Regions from separate parts of the Homo sapiens genome. Here region 2 is linked to region 1. A link is a loop called in an ENCODE intact Hi-C map of the cell type or tissue named here. Cell type or tissue: endothelial cell of umbilical vein. All regions are shown on one strand. Links, peaks and the distances in the headings refer to the core of each region. The heading gives the core; the rest is flanking DNA.

What was found. A loop is a pair of places that touch in the nucleus more often than their neighbours do. Peaks named below come from ENCODE experiments on the same cell type or tissue, not always from the same donor. Only the 100,000 strongest peaks of a DNase experiment are listed, where the experiment ranks them.
Region 2: it touches region 1 in a loop (2.5-fold over the local background); 5 of 110 quality-filtered maps call a loop at or near these places.

Annotation. Positions count from the first base shown.
Region 1 is chr2:170,403,195-170,414,472 of GRCh38, forward strand. MYO3B (myosin IIIB) reads left to right here. Exons shown (of 35, transcript NM_138995.5): 20 at 1,053-1,206; 21 at 2,351-2,439; 22 at 4,521-4,650. Among named protein-coding and RNA genes, the nearest start is that of MYO3B-AS1, 58 kb to the left of the region's middle. In endothelial cell of umbilical vein, for the core only: a CTCF peak has its summit at 6,021 (motif pointing right); a DNase peak (open chromatin) is centred at 6,027; H3K27me3 peaks cover 551 bases.
Region 2 is chr2:170,525,635-170,536,912 of GRCh38, forward strand. All of the region lies in intron 30 of MYO3B (myosin IIIB), which reads left to right. Among named protein-coding and RNA genes, the nearest start is that of MYO3B-AS1, 180 kb to the left of the region's middle. In endothelial cell of umbilical vein, for the core only: no CTCF peak of the experiment used is centred there; a DNase peak (open chromatin) is centred at 4,797.

The DNA.
Region 1 (11,278 bases), core at 4,087-9,086:
GTGGAGCTGGTGACAAGTCACTCATTTAAATTTTGTGTCAAAACTCTTTCGTGCATATTGCTCAAAATACTGTATCTCTTCTACTTTATTTAACTAAAAATATTTATGATTGCGTTCAAAATGACACAGATGACCTTGAATTCGGGACATAGGTTCTTAACTGCTACACTAGCCCTCCCTATCCCCTATCTGCTATATACCAGATCCCACAGTCACTGGAGAGGTATCTCCAGGGAAGAGTAAGATGTGTTCTTGGTTTTCTAGAAATGGAAATCATCCCTCTATGAGTTTAATAATAAATAAGACAGAGTAAGAAACTAGTGGACCCAAGGGATGGGGCTCTTTTCCTGTGGCAGCAGCCTATATAGCAGTCTGATCAACCCCAACCTTTACTTAAACCTTAAGACTCTCTTCTGTATGAAGTAGTTGCAATAATGAAACATTCTGGCTAAGCCTCTTCGATGCAGGGATAATTGTTTTAATGCAGGCATGAGGACGCACAAACTCAACTTCGATGAGATAGACACAAAGACATTTAGTGAAAATACCAGCATTGCTTTTATCTCTGGAGCTGGATAAATCTGTATAGCACTCCTCTCCCATCCACTCTTGTTTCAGTCCAGGTTCCTTCCATTTATTTCCCGGTAATCTGGAGTTTTTCTAGTTTTCCAACCCTAGATGATTCCTTTGTCGAACTCCTTGCAGAAGAGAAGTCTGTTTTCTTGGTTTAAACAATATTTCTCACCAAAATAAATTTTTTTTTTCAGCTTCACTTCCTTGTACATTAGTTTCTAAATGATAAGTTACCAAGTCCACATTTGAGAGAGATGTTTTACTGGTTTAGCTGCTGCCATAGGCCACTTGTAAGTCAGATTTAAGTGCACAGCTTTAATGGTGTTATATGCAGAAGATTCCTTTATTATACACATAAAACATATCCTGCTTTCCACATGCATTCAATGTTGCTAGACCCAGAAAGTCCATGTCAAAGTATCCTGGTGGTCCCAAGGCTAGTTTTGGGCTGGAGAGAATCACAATCCATTTCCCTCCAGATGGAATATCAGAATGAAGGCATTGATGCTGTACCCGTGGAATATGAGGACAACCGCCCGCTCTTGGACATGTTCCTCCAGAAACCCCTGGGACTGCTTGCACTTTTGGATGAGGAAAGTCGGTTTCCCCAAGCAACTGACCAGACCCTGGTTGGTAGGTAACTTCTGAGAAACAGGCATATACATTTAGAACAAAACTTGGCTTGTGTCATCAATTGAGTGTACTTTAATGAATTTACCTTACATATTTTGTTTATATGGTGGTTTGTAAGAATATAGGCCTTCTTTTTCATTGAATTGAAGTGTTGTGGTAGAATTTGAATGTTAAAGCAAACCCATCGCTATTCCTAACACCTTCCCACTTTCCTATTCTTGCCAACATGATTAGCATTACCCCCATGTTGATTTCATTTTTACACCTTCCTCTCTCTTCTTTCCTATAGGCAATGTTTGCTTCTCCTCCTTTGTGTGCCCCCATCTCATGTCTTCCCCTGTACCCCCATCCACCTCTAATCTGATTTCATGCAGAAGCCCTTTCCAGTCTCCTGACTTCCAGGCTCCTACCTGCCCCATCTACCCTGGACATCCCAGCTAGTTTAGTCTTTCTAAAGCCACCTTCTCATTAGGTTACTATTATCTACAGGATGAATATAGGGCACCTCGTCCTGACATCAAAGGCCCTCTATTCTGTACCCTATTCTTGAATCTTCAGTGTTTTTCACAACCTTTGTTCCTCACTTAGATTGCGAGGTGCTTGGGGCAATGAAGCCTCAGTCTTTATGTGCCTTTAGTGCTTAGCAGTTTCTCATACTTAGTAAGCTTTCAACCACAATAGCAAAGATCGTGTGTTAAAGGAGGAACAAAAAGTTTCAAGCCTTTTCCCCAGCTGGAAAATTGATTTGTGGCAGAGATTCACTTTTATGAGTTGAAATTATAACCCTCAGTGGTTTTCTTTTATATATAACATTGTCACAAGTTGTCCAGATGAGTTTAAACCAGGTTCTAAAACTAACTGGCAGGGCCTCTGGTGTCATCAGTGTCCATGCTAGGAGTTCTTAGAAACAGCAGGAGAATATACGATCTTAGAGCACAGCCTGACATTAAGACAATGCTACACAACTAAGCAAGGATATAATGATAAATGCCCATCATATCGGTGATCTTTCTCCACCCTTGTTAATATCAAGGCCTTATTCTGAAAGCCCTTATTCTGAGTCATTCATGGCTTGAGGAACAAGTTTTTGTTTGAAAGAGGAAATAATTCACATTGTAACTCTCCAACATAAAAATCCACACAGATAAATTTGAAGATAATCTACGATGCAAATACTTCTGGAGGCCCAAAGGAGTGGAACTGTGCTTTGGCATTCAGCATTATGCTGGAAAGGTGAGGCCAGTGTGACAGTTATTAGACCTGAATTTGGCAAAGGGTAAGTGTCTGTATTACCCTGTCTGTGCTGCTCATGAAATTGCTTACAGATTTCTTTCCCATTTTAATTCTTCCTGAATACCTAATCATAATTCTTAAAGTTTCTCAGTGGTGCCACTCACAGAAAGTTGCCCCTGGCATAGAAGCAATTTCTCACTGGGGTGGCCCACAGTGTTGCCATCTGCTTCTCACCTGAGGTTTGGCCTAGAACTGACAGCTCTCCAGAGAGAAAACACATTACAGCTTTTTGCGGTGTTTAGCAGTAAATGTTCACATTCTAAAGTCATTTGGAGACATGTAGGTAATGCAGGAAGGTTAATATCACAGTGGGACTCAATTTTTAGTACTTTAATCATATGTCTAAGGGCCCCAAAATGTCCAGATGAAAAGAAAAAAAAATTCACATTATTATCCAGATGTTAAGCTTTTACAACTTAACTGAAATGTCCACTTTTCATACATTATGCCTCAGTCTCAATTTCAAGTTCCTGAAGCAGATTAGTGACTGATTCAGGAAATTCCCTATCCCATAACCACAAGTTCCTTGCTTATGTTACTCCCAAAGGAGCCATTTGAATTATGGCTGATTGGTTCCTCTGGGCTCTGCTGAGGCTGTAGGTCCAGAAAATTGGTAGGAGTTCAATAAAAGACATTTTTGATTATTTTATTAATTTCAGATGTATTGAAATTGTCATTCATATTCACATCATGGCATTGGAACTGATTTTCCTAACTGGATGTTGGGAAATTCTAGTACAAGGGAAGGGGATTATTTTTCTCTCCACATAGTACTTTATGGTATCTATTTTGGATCTTTGTTAGACATTGCAATTCAGTTTTTGCCCTTAAATATTTTATTTACCTTAGCATATTAAGGTCCTCCTCAGAGTCTGAAATACCAGCATCTACCCTGATTCCCCTCCCCATTCCTCTTTTCTGCCTCCCATTCCTGTCCTCCTCTTCTCACCTCTCTGTCCTTTTATAACTATGTCCTACCCACCCGTCTTCTTGACTCTTACTATTTTCCTTTCTTGATTTTAGGGGAAAAACTTTTTTTATTTTTATTTTTTCTGGCCTCTGTGTCCTTTGCTGCATCCATTTGCCATTCAAAGCTTATTTGTAGAGAAGGAATTCTCTGAGGGTGTTCCTTAAAATTTATCTGAACTGGATCCCCTCTGTTCTGAGAACCAAGAACTACTCAGCATCCTTGAGTGATCACTCAGATCTCATGAGGACCTAGGGAGGCAGTGAGAGTACTTAAAGTGGTTGTGAGCATAGAGTCAAACTGCCTGAGTTTTGATACCTACCTACCACTTGTGAAATGTGTGACCGTGGGCACATTACTCAGCCTCTTCCTAAGTCTCTGCCTGCCTACCAGTAAAATGGAGATAATAATAGTGTTTACCTCATAGGATGGATGCTTTGCACATGGTATCTAATATATTTTAATAATTATTCTGATGTGATTTATCTTTGATAGTAGTCTTCAAAAAGCAACTAGACAGGCCAGGTGCGGTGGCTAACACCTGTAATCCCAGCACTTTGGGAGGCCGAGGCGGGTGGATCACGAGGTCAGGAGATCAAGACCATCCTGGCTAACACAGTGAAACCCCATCTCTGCTAAAAATACAAAAAATTATCTGGGCGTGGTGACATGTACCTGTGGTCCCAGCTACTCGGGAGGCTGAGGCAGGAGAATCACTTGAACCCGGGAGGCGGAGGTTGCAGTGAGCCAAGATCATGCCACTGCACTCCGGCCTGGGTGACAGAGTAAGACTCCATCTCAAGAAAGAAAAAAACAAAACAACAACAAAAGAAAACCCATAAAAAACAAAAACCAAAGCAACTAGACAATAAGTTAAGATAAACTGGTCTGTCAACATCATAATTATTCCCTTTATCTGGTGCTCTGGATATGAAAGCTATGTAAAGATGAGTTCTATATAGAGGTTGATTAACAACTGGTTAGGCAAGTTGCCAGTGTCACCAATGACGGACAGTTGACTTGGCTAATTTGCCGTTTGCTATTCATGTTACAGGTATTATATGATGCTTCTGGGGTTCTTGAGAAAAATAGAGACACTCTCCCTGCCGATGTGGTTGTGGTCCTGAGAACGTCAGAAAACAAGCTTCTTCAGCAGCTCTTCTCAATCCCTCTGACCAAAACAGGTACTTGGGAACCCTCTGATAGCCCTGCTCTTAAAGCTTTTGCAAGACCAGGTGAAATTTTCCAGTTAGTGTCTGAATACTGCCAGGGCTGCACCGCTAACATTGAACTTCTTTAAGCAGGAGTAAGGGTCTAAATTCAAGAAAAGGAAAATGTTTGTTTCTTTTGTAATTGAATTGTGCAGCATCCGTGTGTACACAGACACGTGTAGCTGCACACATAAACATACATACACTATCCATAACATCAACTCTTAGACTTTCTTGTCCTTCTTTTCATTCTTCCCTTTATAAAGCCATACGATATCATTAATTCATGCTAAGCAATCTAGGATAGTCTCAGTTTACCAAAACTTATCAGGAAGATTATTTCTACTTGTGTGTCATTCCAAGTTAAAGGAGTGTGTTGAATCAGAGTTCAGGGGATCCTCAAAGATCACCTTGGTCCAATTTCTACCCAGTTATGACCCCACCCTACCTCTCTCCTAACCAATTTGGAACAGGTCCATCACCTATGTATGTGGCCTTTGCCTACTTACAGTTACCTTCTGTTTAATTGCTGTCAGTCCTCATGCCAAAAAAGCAGGAAACTAGGGCCAAAGAACAGAACTTCCAGGTCTTAACTGTTTTTCCAAATGGATTCTAATTGAGTCAACCTTTTAGAATGTACCTGGGATTCTGCTGCTTTTAGCTGGGCGGCCAACTCAGCCTTCTCACAGCTCTACTCTCAAGGGCTTTGTGTTTTTTAGGCTAGGTCTGGAAATAGCAGTGGGCATGCTTTTAAGAAAAAGAGGAAGAGAAACCTTTTTATCACTGTTCATTGTTCACTATTTCCTCTTCTTTTCTTCCCACATCCCTCTTAACTGGCTGCCAGGTCTGATTTTTAGCAGCTTGCAGAGGAATGAAAAGCCTGGCTAAGAAAAAAAAAAAAGCCACAGTCTACAGCCTTTGCTTCATCTTAACTTGGAAGGAAAGTTGAAATCCGGCTCTTTTTTCAGACATGCTCCTGTAAACAGAACTAGTAGCAGTGCCCATCAGAAGGCTGCCCTCCAGCTTCCATTCCAGACCTTCCTTGGAGCAGCCGGGGTTTAATTCAATATGGAATCCCAGGAGCTCGGGGCAGGTGTGGAAAGGGCTATCTGGTGTTTCCTTACCAGAGACCCAGGGATGTAGACTCCTCATCAGGCGACTTCAGCACAGAGGTGAAGAGACAGCCATTATTGATAGGGGACATGCTCTCTGGGAAAAAAATCTATCCAAATAACTCTTCAGCTGGCATTTACATCCTCCCACAAATATTAATAACGACTTGTCAAATCTGTTCACAACTTCGGAATTTCCGATTTTTCAACCTTTGGCAAAATAAAAACCATTTAACAGCCTGGACCACTAGGGGGCGCTATGCAGAAAGTAAGGCCCTGCAGCCGGTCTCTGTTCTCCCTTGATTCACCCAACTGCGGGAGGAACAGGAACAAAGAGATAACCTCCGCCGCTGCGTCTTTTTTACCCCTCCCAAAGAGCTTTCCTCTTGTTTCTGAATCTTGTTTTGAAACTACACTCCACACCACTTGATAGAAACAAAAGTGAAAAATAAGACTAGACACAAACGTGATGTACCAATAGGCTTCCCAGTATTCCTGAGCTATATATTATGCATAGTAATTTCCTTTGAGATCCTAAGCTTGAGTATAGCTTAGGATTCTCCACATTTTGAGTATAGTTAAGAAGCCACAAACATCAAAACTTATAAGCATGATTGTGTTTTCTTTTTCTGGAATTATTTATGTAGGAATGAATTCAATCAACAAACATTTAAAGAACAGCTTCTAGTAATAAGGTACTTTTTAGGCAACGAGGGAAATATAGGAGTAAAGGTAATACGGCTTTGCCGTACACCAACTAGAACTTTCTTTTAACTTCATTTTCTATATGGAATTTTCTATACAGAATTGGGCACTAATTTATCTCCTTATGACAATAGTTGCCCTCAAACCTCGATTCTAACATGATTGTGCATCCTGTGTTGAATGTCAGAATATTACTTTTCTAAATTTTAAAACGTTCATAGTCTATATTTTTGGGGGTTATTATGTTACAGCCTTTGAAGATGGGAAACCTCACTGGACAGAAATAAGTTATGCTGTTCTTTGCCAATGCTTGTTTCAGGCATGTCCCTCTCGTGAAGGGGAAGGTGCCTATACATCTTGATGTTCCCACTAGAAGCAAGATCCCACACTATCCTGGCACTTTGGAAAAGAATATGCTAATATTTTCAATGCATAAGAAACCATTTTCTTGTCACTTTTATTTTTCCTTGCTTTAATTGTTTTATCGAAATTAAATGGAGCACTAGTTCAGTAAGCATATATATTATGGTCAATTACTTTACAAACCTCTTTTGAGGAATGAACTACAGGGAGGAAGGAAAAAGATCAAAGTTGAGGCCAGGCGCGGTGGCTCACGCCTGTAATCCCAGCACTTTGGGAGGCCGAGGCAGGCGGATCACAAGGTGGGTGGATCACGAGGTCAGGAGTTCGAGACCAGCCTGGCCAACATAGTGAAACCCCGTCTCTACTAAAAATACAAAAAATTAGCCGGGTGTGGTGGCGGGCACCTGTAATCCCAGCTACTAGGGAGTCTGGAGCAGGAGAATTGCTTGAACCCAGGAGGTGGAGGTTGCGGTGAGCCAAGACCATGCCATTGCACTCCAGCCTGGGAACAGTGCAAGACTCCGTCTCAACAAAAAAAAAGAAAAAAAAAAAAAAAAAAACTTGGGAAACCTTAGAGGCAATTAGCTCAAAGCATAAAAGGAGGTCCAGTGCTGGACTCCTCAATTTTGAAAGAGGAGAAGACGTTTGTTAGGAAGACCCCTAAGAGATGTTGGCAGTGGTCTGGCTCCTGATCTTGGTGGTGGTTACATGTATGCTTGCATTATATTTATTATGCTGTACATTTATGTTTTGCATACTTTTTTGTGTGTGCATTCTGTGTCATAGTAATGTTGGGTTTTTTTCTCCAAAAGATAGAGAAGACCCCTTAAAATACAAAGAGAAAAAAAAAGCTTGATGTGGTAGCGCATGGCTAGAGTCCCAGCTACTCAGGAGGCTGAGGCAGGAGAATCACTTGAGCCCAGGAGTTCAAGGCCGGTCTGGGCAACACAGTGACACCCCCCATCTCTGAAAAAAAATTAGAATTAAAATTGTTTAAATGCAAAGAAAAACTTTAATTTCTTTATCGAAGGATTCCTGACAGTTAACTTGAGGTTTTCTGGTAGCTAGATTGCCACTGTCCTTTGCTTTCAAAACAGCCCCAGGATCACTTTCCTGTTCTTTCAAGTTACCTCCTCTCTGGGTTGCTGGGCAGGTAACATTCCCTTCATTAGTATATATCAAAAAAAGTATAGTCATGCATAGCTTAATGATGGGGATGCATTCTGAGAAATGCATCGTTAGTTGATTTCATCGTTGTACAAACATCATAGAGTTCTTACACAAACCTAAATGATATAATCTACTATACATCTAGGCTATATGTTGTAGTCTACTGTTCTCGGGCTGTAAACCTGTACAGTATGTTACTATACTGAATGTTGTAGTTAATTGTAAGACAATGCCAAGTATTTGTGTATCTAAACATATCTAAACATAGAAAAGGTACAGTACAACTATGGTATGATAATGTTACAGGACCACCAGTTTATATGCAGTCCATTGTTGACCAAAATGTACATGGCGCATGACACTACTGGGGCTTGATTTAATTTCTTATCAAGGTTGAGAGGATCAACCTCGGTGTGTATATGTGCAATCATAATATAAAATCATAGAGAGTAATCCAGTTGGTATTTTCTTGTTTCCAGCTCCCACTTTCCAGACTATTGAAGAGATTAAAAAGCATGAGGAGTAGAATAAGGAGGCCCAAGGTCACCAGGAGACAGGGCTCCTCCCAGGTTTCTGCAGCCCCCTTCTGCTTACACCTGGCTGCATCTGGCTGTGGAGCTGCCTGTGCCTGAGAGGCACACTCTCACTGCAAGGTTCTCAGTGACCTTGTGGTAAAAGGAGGCAGCCACAGTCAATATGAATTCTCTCTGTTCTCTTCTCATGCTTATGCAGCCAGCCTTTTGCCTGCAGATGGGCCACTTCAGACATGATGAAATGTTCTTTGTAATACTTCCTATTGATAGGAAATCCTCTGAAGATTTTAGGTGTGAAAATTTGAAGTAGCAGCAACACTGCTTTCTAACCCTTCGGCTGAGACTTTTCAAACTGAATGATCTAGATAGAAAAACATTAAAAGGAAGGATGTTATAACATGGTTTCAAGGCATATTTTCCTGTTTGGGTAATGTTCCACTTGCAACTAGTAAACTGAGAGAAAAGCTTAAAAGGCTCAGGGGAAGAAAGAAACAGAGTTTCAAAAAGAACTTGAAAATTCATTTTTGTCTTTGAATCATGAATTCTGACTTCCAAATAGTAGTTTGGGGTGTTAAAGAAGTTATGAACTTGGGAGAAACTAGGAAAAATAAGAATAGCACCAGAGGGAACATTCTCTGAACCTCAAAGTTTGATTTTTGCTTCAGAACCTAGAACTGAGTTTTACCCTCATTGCCTTCTTCTGTCTGAAGACTCAGGTCTCTTCCATGGGATTTGATTTGCAGTGAAAATCAACAATAAAGTATCTGTTTATTGACTTCTATTTGCTCCTCTTTTTTTGGATGGGGGAGACAAGATGAGCCCCTACATTGTCATATCTGTAAAGCACTATAACACCTTCACTGCTGAAATCCTTGCAGTCAGTTTTCCGAGTCCTGATTCTGTAATGCCCAAAATGAATTAAGCTCTTAAGAGAGCGCCTTTTGGTATCCATCTCTCAGTTTCCATTTTCCACTTATGGCTGTTGGTCTATCCTGATAGTTTAGCAAAAGGGTCTAGCAGATGAGCTGAATCTAATTGACAAAATTTCAGGGCCACAGACATGGATAGTGCTGGCTCTTCCTGAAATGGAGGCTCTGATGAGCCAGCCCCATCAGGGAGGCCTGGGGAGTGAGTTCCTCCTTACAAAGAGACCCACTTCTTTCTATTTAATTTGGGAAGTGTATCTCAGTCAATAGATAATTATGTATTGAGAATCTGTCTAGATATGGTGCTATGTATAGGTTATTTCTAGAAGTAACACAACAAAGTCCCAGCTAGAATGGCCAGAGATCAATAGTGCCAAATCCCAAAATGTATAAAAGATGAACAAAAAATCTACATTCTGAACAGGCATGCAAATCCATAAGTGAAGCAATATAACAACTATATCCATACAAATAAAAATAGAAGGAAATGTCAGGGAAATGTCATGGGTAAACATGAGGAAAGACTTCTTTTAACTAAGAAAGGCTTATTGGAGTGGTGTCTGTTTGTTTGTTTTTAGTAGAGACTAGAGAAAATTGGACAGTCTGGGAGTAATGAGGCATTCTAAGCCAGGGCCTACAGCACTGGAAAGGAGAAGGGAGTGGAAGTTAGATGATTAAATGAATAGGACAAGGAGGAAAGACCTCTTTGGGCAGAGGGAGGTTGTGAGGAGGAAGAAATGATGGCAGGCTGCTGAGCAGAGGATGGCTCGTGATGCTGATCTGAACTGCCGTGAGTGGTGGGGCTGTGCTCTTGAAGAGCACAGCTTTAGGGTGAGAAAGGAAAACTTGAACAAGGGTGTTAGAGACTGACTAGTGAGAGCCAGGGTGCACCCACGGTGTTGTGTGTATATCTGTGTATGAATAGGTGCTCAGTTAATACTTTCACATTCTAGATTTAGATTTAGGATCCAGTTTGAGTAAATTTCTGTATAAAATGTAAGGTTAAGATGTTTTGGTTTTTTTCTTCATAACTATGCCTAGTTGTTCCAAAACCATTTGTTGAAATAACTATCCTTAGGCCGGGTGCGGTGGCTCATGCCTGTAATCCCAGCACTTTGGGAGGCCGAGGCGGGTGGATCACGAGGTCAGGAGATCAAGACCATCCTAGCTAACATAGTGAAACCCTGACTCTACTAAAAATACAAAAAAATTAGCCAGGTGTGGTGGTGGGCGCCTGTAGTCCCAGCTACTTGGGAGGCTGAGGCAGGAGAATCGCATGAACCTGGGAGGCGGAGGTTGCAGTGAGCCGAGATCACGCCACTACACTCAAGCCTGGGTGACAGAGCGAGACTCCATCTCAAAAAAATAAATAAATAAAATAACTATCCTTTCTCCATTGAATTGCTTTTGCACCATTGTCAAAAATCAATTGGTTATTATTTATGTGGTTCTGTTTCATTGATCAAACTATCTCCCTCTTCACCAATACCACACTATTGCAGATTCATAGTAAGTCTTTTTCTTGAGATGGAGTTTCACTCTTGTCACCCAGGCTGGAGTGCAATGGCGCGATCTCAGCTCACTGAAACATCCATCTCCCAGGTTCAAGCAATTCTCCTGCCTCAGCCTCTTGAGTAGCTGGAATTACAGGCCCCCACTACCACGCCTGGCTAATTTTTTGCATTTTTAGTAGAGATGGGATTTCACTGTGTTGGCCAGGCTGGTCTCGAACTCCTGACCTCATGATCCACCCACCTCAGCCTCCCAAAGTGTGGGGATTATAGGCATGAGC
Region 2 (11,278 bases), core at 2,578-7,577, 120 kb after region 1:
CCTCCGTGACTCAGGCAGCTCAAGGAGAACTGGCACCTCACAAGGGGAAAACAAGTGCATATTTCTCCTGTGTGTCATCCTTGCAGCTCTGGGGCTTGGAGCCAATTGGGCTGACCTCAGAATTGATGAGCCAGAGAAACAGCCTCCCAGTCAGCAGGGCCGACTGTGGGCCAGATTTTCATGTGGGCTGTGAAGTACAGATTGTCACATATCTTGACGAACATTGTGTGTGAGGGGTCACGGCAGAAATACATGGCAGTTCTAAGACTGTTGAACAGAACAAATCCTCCAGCAAATTTCCTACCAGTGTGGTCAAGTTAGTGCACTAACACGTTAGAGGACCCCACATGAAACCAGAGGGAAAATGGCAGCATGATGTGGGAGTGGTGGTAGGAATAGTAGCCTTCTCTGATCAAGTGCTTAAGATGTGGTAAACACTGTATGTATTGTCTCATTTGGGTAGAAAAATGATGAGCTTTGGTGACAGACCTGGGTTTGAATCCTAGTTGAATTACTTACGAGCTATGAGACATTGGACAAGTTCCTTCCTCTCTCTGAACCTCAGTATCCTAGACTGCAAAAAGGGAATAATTGGGAGGACTGGAGATAATCAAAGCAAAGGAACTAGCACAGTTCTAGACATGTAATGAATACTCAATAAGAGATTATGGCAAGCTGTTGTGGGTCATGGTGATAGAAGTAGCAGCAATAATAGTAGTAATATTAGTATGGAAAAGTTTTCTGTAAAGTTAAACTCATATGAAGGATCAAGACTTTGACTTAGCTCTAGAATTGTAGACTAAAATAAGCATTGAGGTTTCCATCACCTTAGAAACTTTGAACAATGCTCACTCTCTGCTTTAACTTTAGAGACAAATTTTATTTTCTTGTATTCCTGGCTCCTATCTCAGGAATGAATCTGAGATTGACTTTGGGTTCAGGAGTCACCCTTACCAACATTGCCAGCATGACATTATCATACCCTCAAATAATAACATTCAGAGCTTAGTTGATTGCTAGAGCTTTCTTAGACTTTCTAGATTTTTAAAATATTAATTGGTCACGTGTATTTTCAAAACCTTTTTGAAGGCAGAAACCTTATCACCAGCTGAAAGAAGCTTCAAGGAGAAATCTGTTTTGAGTTATATTTTTCCTTGGGGACTTGCTTATGGCCGTACATAAATATTTATCTGAACTATTTCAACAAACCCTAAATCATCAGTGATCCTTATGCAAAGAGTCCTTTTAGAAGATTTCTGTATGTCAAGAATGCCAACAGTCTCTTTCTAAGAACAGATTCCAAGGACCAGAGGCCTCTTTTAAAATAGTTGGAACTCTTTGGTGGTTTTCAACATGTCTTTTGTTTTCATATTCTGTATATCTGTTCACGCTATTCCATCTGAATAGAATTCCCTTGCCAGTCCTGTCTTTACCTGCTGATGTTTTACTCATCCTTCAAGGTCTCATTCGTGTGACATACAGACAAGGGCAAGAGAAGAGCATCCCAGGCAGGAGAAACAAGAGTGGGCCATAGCCAGAGGCAGGATATGCAGAGCCATTCTTGGAAGGTGAGAGGTCCAGTGAGAAGAAGGCAGAGGGTAGGATGGGGGTGGTATGAGGCAGGAAGAACTATTACAGGGAATAAGGCACCAAGATATGGGAGGTCTTCAAAAGTACACAAAATGTTTTGTTGTTCTATAGGTCAAAAGATGTAAACCCATAGTGTTTGGGTAGAATATAGTCTACAGACATGTTTTGTTTGGCCTGAATGTTGTTAAATTTTTAAAATTAGATTCTAACACATAAAAATAGATTTCATGTCATTCGGACTTCTGATAGCTCTTAAAAAACCTGAGTATCTGGCAGCAAACTGCTGGAAGTGAGCAGGAGCTATCTTTCACAGATCCCTACTTAACCGCCTGCCTAATTCATGGCTTGGCCTGCCAGCATCCGAGTTTGATTCTCTCCCGCTGTCTGCAGAGCACCATCTAGGTAGAGGAAACGATTCAGCTACAGACCCTGGAGCCAAACTGCCTCTGTTCTGGCCCAGGTTTGTGTCCAACTACCTCAATGACCTTGGGCAAGTGTGTTTCTAATAATGGTACTTACCTCATGCCGCCATTGTGAGAATAAACCATAGGAAACGTTTAGATGACTACCTAGTACGTAGTTAAGTGGACAAAAATGTTAGCTCTTATTACTGTATCCCACATGAGATAATAAACTTTAGGGCTGAAACTGTCACTCATTTCTGTAGCACTCACAGAATCCAGAATTTAGAATCTTTGGCCATAACTGGCATAAAATGAAATAATTGATGAATGGACAAATGAATATGTGCTCCTTGAGTTTTTATTTCTGTGAGGTCCAAAGCTAAATTTAATTACTTTGTTCTCTAGAAATGCTTCCTATTTACCTTGAGTTTGATTTGAGCATCCTAGTTAGTTGATAAAGGAGCTAGCTTTCTCAAAAAGTCGAAAATCCTAATTAAACAAGTGAAGGGAGATTCTATTAACACCATGTCATTTTTCTGTGATGCATCTACCTTCCTAACTCAAAAATAAGCTCCAAGTTTGGGAAGATGTTTCTGTGTTTTCTTTAGGAAGCTCACTTATTGGCTGGTAGCTGCCTATGGTTAATATCTCAAATTGAGGGTCAGTTGCTAGGAACTAGGATGTGGTGGACTTCAGCAGATATGATGTTAGAATGCATGTTTGACTTGGGTTTTCTTATATCCCATGCCTGCCATGTGATCCACACTTCAAGGCAAAATTTTATTTTATTTTTTTTGAGATGGAGTTTCGCTCTATCGCCAGACCGGAGTGCAGTGGCGCAATCTCAGCTCACTGCAACCTCTGCCTCCCGGGTTTAACCGATTCTCCTGCCTCAGCCTCCTGACTAGCTGGGACTATAGCTGTGCACCACCATGACCAGCTAATTTTTGTATTTTTGATAGAGACGGAGTTTCACCATGTTGGCCAGGATGGTCTCAATCTCTTGACCTCAAGTGATCCACCTGCCTCAGCTTCCCAAAGTGCTGAGATTGCATGCATGAGAAACTGTGCCCAGCCTCAAGGCAAATATTTTTGTGCCCAATGCATCAGACGACGATGGACGGTTTGGCATGGGAACCAATTTTCAGTTTTTTAACATTTCTTCTATATAGCTGAAGTCACATCATCATCCCCATCAAGGCCTTCAATGTGATCACCTGTGGACATGAACGTTTATGTTTACATTAATCTATCCCTAAACAGACTTGCTGTCAACAATGTTGCTCTACAAAGTTGACTAGCAAGGTTAGGCTCACGTGCTCTCTGGAAAACTTGAACATTTTCAAACCCATTTTAATTTCGTTTGAATAAACTTCATCTAAAACTGAATCATGTACTCAAGATTCCAAAAAATTGCTGTTTAATTTCACCTGATAGCTCTCTTCTTTCTTATAAAAAGTCAATTTTTTAGTATGATATTTTTAGCATGATAATGCCTCTACTTTTTCTAAAGAACTCTCAGTCTCTCACACATGGACACGAAGAGGAGAACAACAGACACTGGAACCTACTTGAGGTTAGAGGTCGGGAGGAGGAGGAGGAGCAGAGAAAATGATTATTGGGTATTAAGCTTAGTACCTGGGTGATGGAATCATCTGTACAACAAACCCCCATGACACAAGTTTACCTATATAACAAACCGGAGCATGTACTCCTGGACCTAAAATAAAAGTTAAAAAAAAAAAAAATTTCAGTCTCCCTTAGACCTCTCCTTTCCTTCCTTCCCTTCTGTCCTCCTTCTCTCCCTCCCTCCCTTCCTTCTTCCTTTTTTTTCTTTCTTCTTGTCTCTCTCCTTATACTATTTATATCTACGTCTCTAAAGTTCTGGTTTCTGATCCAAAAGACAATTTCAAATAATAAGAAAATCTGATCTCTAACCATTTCTCCATCCCTCATCCCCTTCCTGCATTACCCATAGAAATTCAGCACATTGCTGGTACCTACGTTGTATCCTCATCAAGCTCTTTATTATATTCCCGCTCAGAATGAGTTTCTGCCCAAAAGACCTTTACATATTGAGCCTATTTTGAAAAGTTTGAGAAAGGAAAATGGACTCAAGTGGAAAATATTGCAGGAAACAAAATTTTGTAAAAATGAACTTTATATAAGAGTGCTTCATTATCAACACATAATGAAACCTAGATTATAATCCTACATGTTGAAAGAAGATTAACTTTGTACATTTTCACAATTTTATTAACTTCACTTTCTTCACTGGGTTATAAGGAAAACATAATGGTGTTTCAGTTCCAAGTATATTTTGTGAATTAAATAGCAGCTTGTTCCTCACTATAAAAAACAAATATGCCAATATATTTTCCACTAGCATCGCCCTGGTCACCTTAAATTAAGAAGAAACTGGAGTATTTGCCATTAAAAGCTGTTAACAGTAGTAATGCCACAACATCTCCGTGTGCATCTTAGTAACTTCTCAGACTTGTCTCCTTGATGAATAGACAAAACAGGAGGAGGGGTGAATTTGTTCTTTTTATCTGAATGGTGTAGGTGGGGAAGACAGAGAGCAATAGAGAGCTCTCGTGAAACAGAGCTCTAGCGACTGCTGTGCTTGGGAAATTAGATAATAAACAGTCCCTGATACCAAAATTCTAATGGCCTAAGATCAACACAGTCTGGAGACGCAGGTGGGAGTGGCCTTCCTCGCTCTGATCCAGACCCTCCCGGGAGAGCTCTTTGTGTCAACAAGAACAGCCAGTGCTCCTGGCCAGCTCCCAGGACTCAGAGTGGGGCTATCATTTTTGTTTGCTTTGCAAATATCTTAATGGGAAGTGGTTCAACACCACCTATGGGTTAATCTGAGGGGTTCTGCTTGGCAGCTGTTAGCTCTGAGAACCACATGGCCGCTCTCGGGTGCAGGGAGTCAGGCTAGCTGTTAACTACCCAGCGCCAGGTTGAGGCATCGTCTTTGCTTATTGGATTTACTGACTGGCAGGAAGCACCTTGTTGACTTTTATTTTTAGTTTGTTCCTCCTGGGAGAGCAAGGATGTTATTCTCAGATCCAACTGTGCTTTTTTCTCCAAGGGAGGGCAGTTGTTTAAATTATTTTTACTAGCATGAAGCATCCTTTCACCTAAGCTCATTCTCAGAATCTGAAACTTCATATTAAAAGTGGTGGTGTGGTGAAGGTGGAAGGGGCATTGTTGCCAGAAGAAAGATTTAGTATATTAGCCTGCAGGGAGGGCAAACAGTGGAAGCCACAGCCTTGTCTTCACCTGGGATCTAAAGAATTGGATAGATAGTGAATTTCTCTGCTCTACTGTTCCCTTAGTCCTCTCCCCCTCCCTCTCCTCCACCCCAACATGGCTTTCACTTGTCTTATCTTGACCCATAGGAATGTTTCCCTGGGCGACACAACCAAGTCATGCCTTTCTGGATCTGTGTCTGCTGACATTGACACAGATGATCTCTTTCTTTATGCTTTCCTTACAGGATTTCAGGCAGGTAGGATGGTTTCCACAAAGCAGGTTAGGGAAGTACCTGGAGTGATGACAGACATGTAGACAGTTTCCAAATGCCCCATTTGTAAAAATGCAAAAAGTTCAGATTTCTCTGTAGGTCCTGGAAAAAGTGTCTAGCTACCCTCAGGAATAGTGTAACCCAGCTTTTAAAGCCTTATTCTTTCCTGGGGGTTTTCTACACCTACTTGTGGGATTGTCTTGTGGTTGACAACAAGGGCCCTAGAGTCCACTAGACCTGCTACTACAGGGTAAGAACTTCATAAACGCACTTATTTTCTCAAGGCTTCAGTTTCCTCATCTTTAAGTGGAAGATCAAATAGCACAATATCTACCTCACCAAGACATGAAAGTTAAATGAGGTAACATATACAAAGTATGTAGCATCTCATTTGATGCATAAAAAGCACTCACAAATTGTAGTGATTAGAGGAGTTGTTGTTATCTCTGAGGCATCCACTTTAAGTCATCCTTAGTATTATGCATTTTGTACTCATTTTGAAGTCTGTTACTCCCAACCCTTTAAAATCATCCAGTGCCAAACTATGAGTATCAAAGTAAATGATGACAAAAGAGTATAATCCATTGAATAAAATAAGATATCATGAGTCCATGTGGATGGATGGAAGGAAGGAAGGAAGGAAGAGAAGAGGCTGAGCTCTGACTTACAATAAAATATGAAATAATAAAGGTAGATGAAATTAAGAAAACAGAAAATCATCATTTGGCAACTGCAAAAATAATTGTTTCAGGCAATAATTATGAATGGATGCTAACACTACTATGTGAAAGTTTGAGGAGTAATAAACTATTTGCATAGTCTCAGAGTAAGTCCCCATAAGAAACTTATTAATTACAAAAGGACAGTGAAGAAACCTGGCAGAAACCACCTTAACCCAAGTGATGAAAGTTAGCATCACCAGTAATTGAACAAACTGACAGCATGTGCCTCCTGTTATGATGTATTGAGAAGAAGACAACATCACTTTTGTGGATTTCTTGCCAAATGTGCATAACCTGAATTTAATCACGAGGAAACAGCAGACAAGTCCAAATAGAGGGAGCCTTTACAAAATGACCGGCCTGTAGGCTCCAAAATGAAACATGACAGAAGACTGAGAAACTATTCCAGATGAAAGGGAACTAAAAGAACGTTACCTCTGAATGCAATAGATGATCTAGGAATTTATTTTGCTATAGAAGATGCCATTGAGACATTTGGAAAAATCTGAATACAATCTGTAGATTGGAAAATAGTGTCATATTAAATTCTGATTTTGATCATTGTATTCTGGTCATATAAGAAAATGCCCTTCCTTTTTGAAAATACACACACTGAAGTATTTAGGGATAAAAGAGTATCAGGTAGGCTGGGCGCAGTGGCTCATGCCTGTAATCCTAGCACTTTGGGAGGCCAAGGTGGGCGGATCACCTGGGGTCAGGAGTTCGAGACCAGCCTGACCAACATCGTGAAACCCCATCTCTACTAAAACTACAAAAAAAATTAGTCAGGCATGGTGGCAGATGCCTGTAATCCCAGCTACTCGGGAGGCTGAGGCAGGAGAATCACTTGAACCTGGGAGGTGGGGGTTGCGGTGAGCCAAGATTGAGCCATTGCACTCCAGTCTGGGCAACAAGAGTGAAACTCTGTCTCAAAAAAAAAAAAAAAAAAAGAGTATCAGGTTTGTAACTGACTCTCAAATGGTTCAGAAAAAAATTATGCATGTTTGTATGTGTATATATCAATACAGAGACAGAGAGAGGACAAAGCAAATATGTAAGTCTGCTGAGGAATATATAGGATTCCTTATACTATTCTTGCATCTTTTCTATTAATATAATTAAATCAAAATAAAAAGTTGCAATAAACAAGTCAGTGCCACTTCTTGCCCTTTAGACAGGGCAGTTCATCAGCCACTTTCTCTTTAGACTCCTGATCTTTCTCCATTCACACCTAAAAGTCTATTCCACGTCATCATTGCCGTGCTCAGTGATGGTCCTCAAGCTTCTCGGCTGTGACATTGCTGACTAGTCAGCACTCACTGCACACAATCTTGTTTAGGCTTTTCGTTTGTAAAAGTTTCTGAAAATGTCCGTCCCTCCTCTCACGCCCCCTCCCTCACCTGTCCTTGGGCCCCATCATTTAGTGCCATGTGTGTCATGCACTTCATTTTAGCACTTCTTACTTCTCCTTCCCTGGACTAAGTACTACTTTCAGAATTAAAAGAGGAAAACTGGGTTAAATATTATCTTTTGTGGGGGTGGGGGGGGGGTGTGCAGTGGTGAAAAGAACATCCTCCAGTTACAGCATGAAAAGGGTGTAATAAATGGTCTCTGAAGTTTCCTTTTTCTCTACAAGTCTATGCCTTGGCCTAATTCAGTCTTAAACTGCTAGAACTGTAACTCAAAAGTAGCTCAACCCACAAGTTACTTTAAGACTCCAGCCGAAGGAAAAGCACAGATTCTAGAAAGGCAGCCACACAGATACCTCATCATTACTATTCTCCCTTGAAGTTTCCATGTTTACGGATTTGTCTTTCAGATGTGCAAAATCATAAACAATAAGTAACCACATTGTTAAGTATGTGTTTTATTTCTAACTTCTGACTATATATGCATCTTTAATTTAATTATTTTAAAACCTTGTCTTGTGTGTTTATTTTGTTCTGCCCAGGAGAACAAATGCAATCATTTTTTCCTTAGCTCAGGCAAGAGTTTTTATTTATATTTTGCTGATGAAGAAGGGGAGAGGTGATTTGCCCAAGTTAGAGTTGCCATATTTGGCAAATAAAAATGCAAGATACCCACTTAGATTTGAATTTTCTATAAACAACAAATAGTCTTTTTTGCTTAAGTATGTCCCGTTAAGTATTTGAAAATACTTTTACTAAATAATTACAAACATACCTTGTTTTATTCCCTTTTGCTTCATTACACTTCACAGATGTTGTGTTTTTTACGAACTGAAGGTTTGTGCCACCCTGTGTTGAGCAAGTCTGTTTTTGCCATTTCTCTAACAGCATGTGCTTACTTCATGTCTCTATGTCAGAATTTTTTAGCCATATTTTGAAATTAAGGTATGTACATTTTTTAGACATAAGGCTGTTGCACACTTAATAGATAATAGTGTAAAAATTATATGCACTGGGAAGCCAAAAAATGTGTGTGACTCACTTTATTGTGATATTTGCTTTATTGAGGAAGTCTAGAACAAAACCCACAGTATCTCTGAGATATGTTTGTTGTTAGTCTGGAGTTCAAATTCAACTGGGTGTCCTGTTTTTTTGTTTGTTTGTTTGTTGAGACAGGGCCTCACTCTGTCACCCAGGCTGGAGTGCAGTGGAATGATCTTGGCTTACTGTAACCTCAGCCTTCTGGGCTTAAGTGATCCTCCCATTTTAGCCACCGAAGTAGCTGGGACTACAGATGTGCGCCACCACGCCTGACTAAATTTTTTTGTAGAAACAAGGTCTCACTGTGTTGCCCAGGCTGGTCTTGAACTTTTGAGCTTAAGCAGTCCTCTCATCTTGGCCTCCCAAAGTGCTAGGAGTACAGGCATGAGCCACCCACACCCAGCCTCAGTGTCCTGTATTTTATCTAACAACTCTAGTTCAAGTGTTTTAGAACTAATATATCATGAATATGTACGCATATAGCCTGACTGTATTTCATGAAATATATTGCTAAATCTACCAAGTGTTTATAGCATTCCTCTAACCTCTACGTGCCATAACACATAGTGTTTTTTGCCCTTTAAGGACTTTTGAAACCGTATTCAGGGATATCAATTCCTACTTATTTATTAAGGTCTTTATTCAAATGTCACTTTCTGTAGCCACTCAATCTAAAATTGCAGACCCTGCCTCCAATACTTTCTATCCCCCTTCCCTGCTTTAACTTTCCTCTTTGGCACTTACTTGTATTTAATATGCTACATAGTTACTTTTCTGTTTCAATTTGTGTCTGCTACTTGAATGTAGGTTCATGAGCAGAGGACTATTGGATCTCCTCTGCTGTATCCCCAGTACTTACAATAGTAGGAGACAAATTTAAAGGTGCTCGGTAAAGACTTGGGAGCCGAATGACTGATGTCTGGGAGCCTGTAGAAGACCTTATATTGCATGTGTCATACACATTGTTCTTATACAGAATCTCAAGGAGACTTGCACCAGATTAGAGCCTTCAGTGTGGTACGAGTGTGTATAATCTTAGTAATAGTCCATAGACACAAGATAAATAGAAGGTCAGGCCAGGGTTTATACCTCCAGATATCATTGGGCTTCATTTAATCTGCCTCCTAGCAAATTTTCTAGAACTGAATGTTAGTAGCCCCAGGTATCATTCATTAAGATCCTTAATAGAATTGTGTGATTATCTGGAAGAGTCCAGTAACAAAATTATGCTGAGGCTGAGAGCATGGGCTCCGGGTCAACCAGATCAGGATTTGTATCTGGTTATGACCTATGTTACTCAAATAGCCCAAGCTTGGGTTTCCTGGTCTGTGAATTGGGAACACTGGGGGACCTCTGCTGCTAGCACTGTCATGGGATGAAATGGATAGTCTAGCCAAGTCCTCAGCACAGTGCCTGATGGAAAGGAAGCTGCTTCCATCACCGTCACCCAGGCCACACCACAAATTCCACCTGAGCTCACATAAAGCTCAGCTGTTCTAGCCATGCTGTGGCCCTCAGCCCACGGCTCTGTATCCCTTCAGATCACAATACCCTTCTCCACTACTGCGTCTCTTGTTTTATCCCTGAACTTTCTCTCAGCTCCCTTGGTTGCTGACAAATAACTGAAATAAGCTTTATGGGCAGCTGTCAGTTGAGTGTCCTTTTTTCCAATAAAGCAAGCATTCTCAGCAGAATGAAGAAAAGCCTTCTGCTCCTACCTTAGACTTTTACACAGTGACAGCTGCCTGCAGTAAAGTAGTGAAGGAGGGAAAAGAAAACAAATGAGAATGCAAGGACTGGCAAATTAAGACTGTATGGGCTCACGGTTGGGGAAAAGCAATGAGGCAAACAAATATGATCACATTTAAAGGGCTCAGTGGGATTTGAGAAATTAGCATAAGTGCATAAATCTAACTACTGCTAACTTAGAGCAATGGCATTATGAGACAGTCATCAGCCTTTTTGAGCCCTTCTGATGAATTTATCCTTGAGCCATGTTCTAAAACTTAAAATAATTGTGTGCTTTAGAGCAAACAAATATCCATATATTTAGATATAACTTGCATATTCAACTCATTCAGTAATGATTAGGGTGGGATGCAGTGCATGCATTCAGAATTGTTCCAAAAGTTACTGGGTATCCAAACCTGATGAGAAAAAGTAATACAAAAGGTGTGAAGTTTATTCCTTCTTGTTTCCCTTATTTTCCTGCAATAATGGTGATCTTATTGTGTACTGTTACTGTTTCTCCTTTCCTATGCTCTTTGTATTTCCTTCATATCACACATTAAAGCCCAGGAATAATGTTTTTCCTCTTTAGAAATCAAGAAGTACAAATTAAAATAATAGTGAGGCATATTTTGCAAAGAGATAAGCAAAGTATCTCTTCTCTGATGTCATTCCTTAAATATCTTAATTTACCTTTGTAATTTGAATTTACTGAAACCGTTTCTGAAGATGTGTATGTTTTCTATTATCTCTTATGGTAATAACTTCCATAATGAAAGTTATATGACTTGTTTATCTGAAACTTGCCTCCCTCAAGATTCTTGGGGCCCCTACTATTTAAAAGTATGC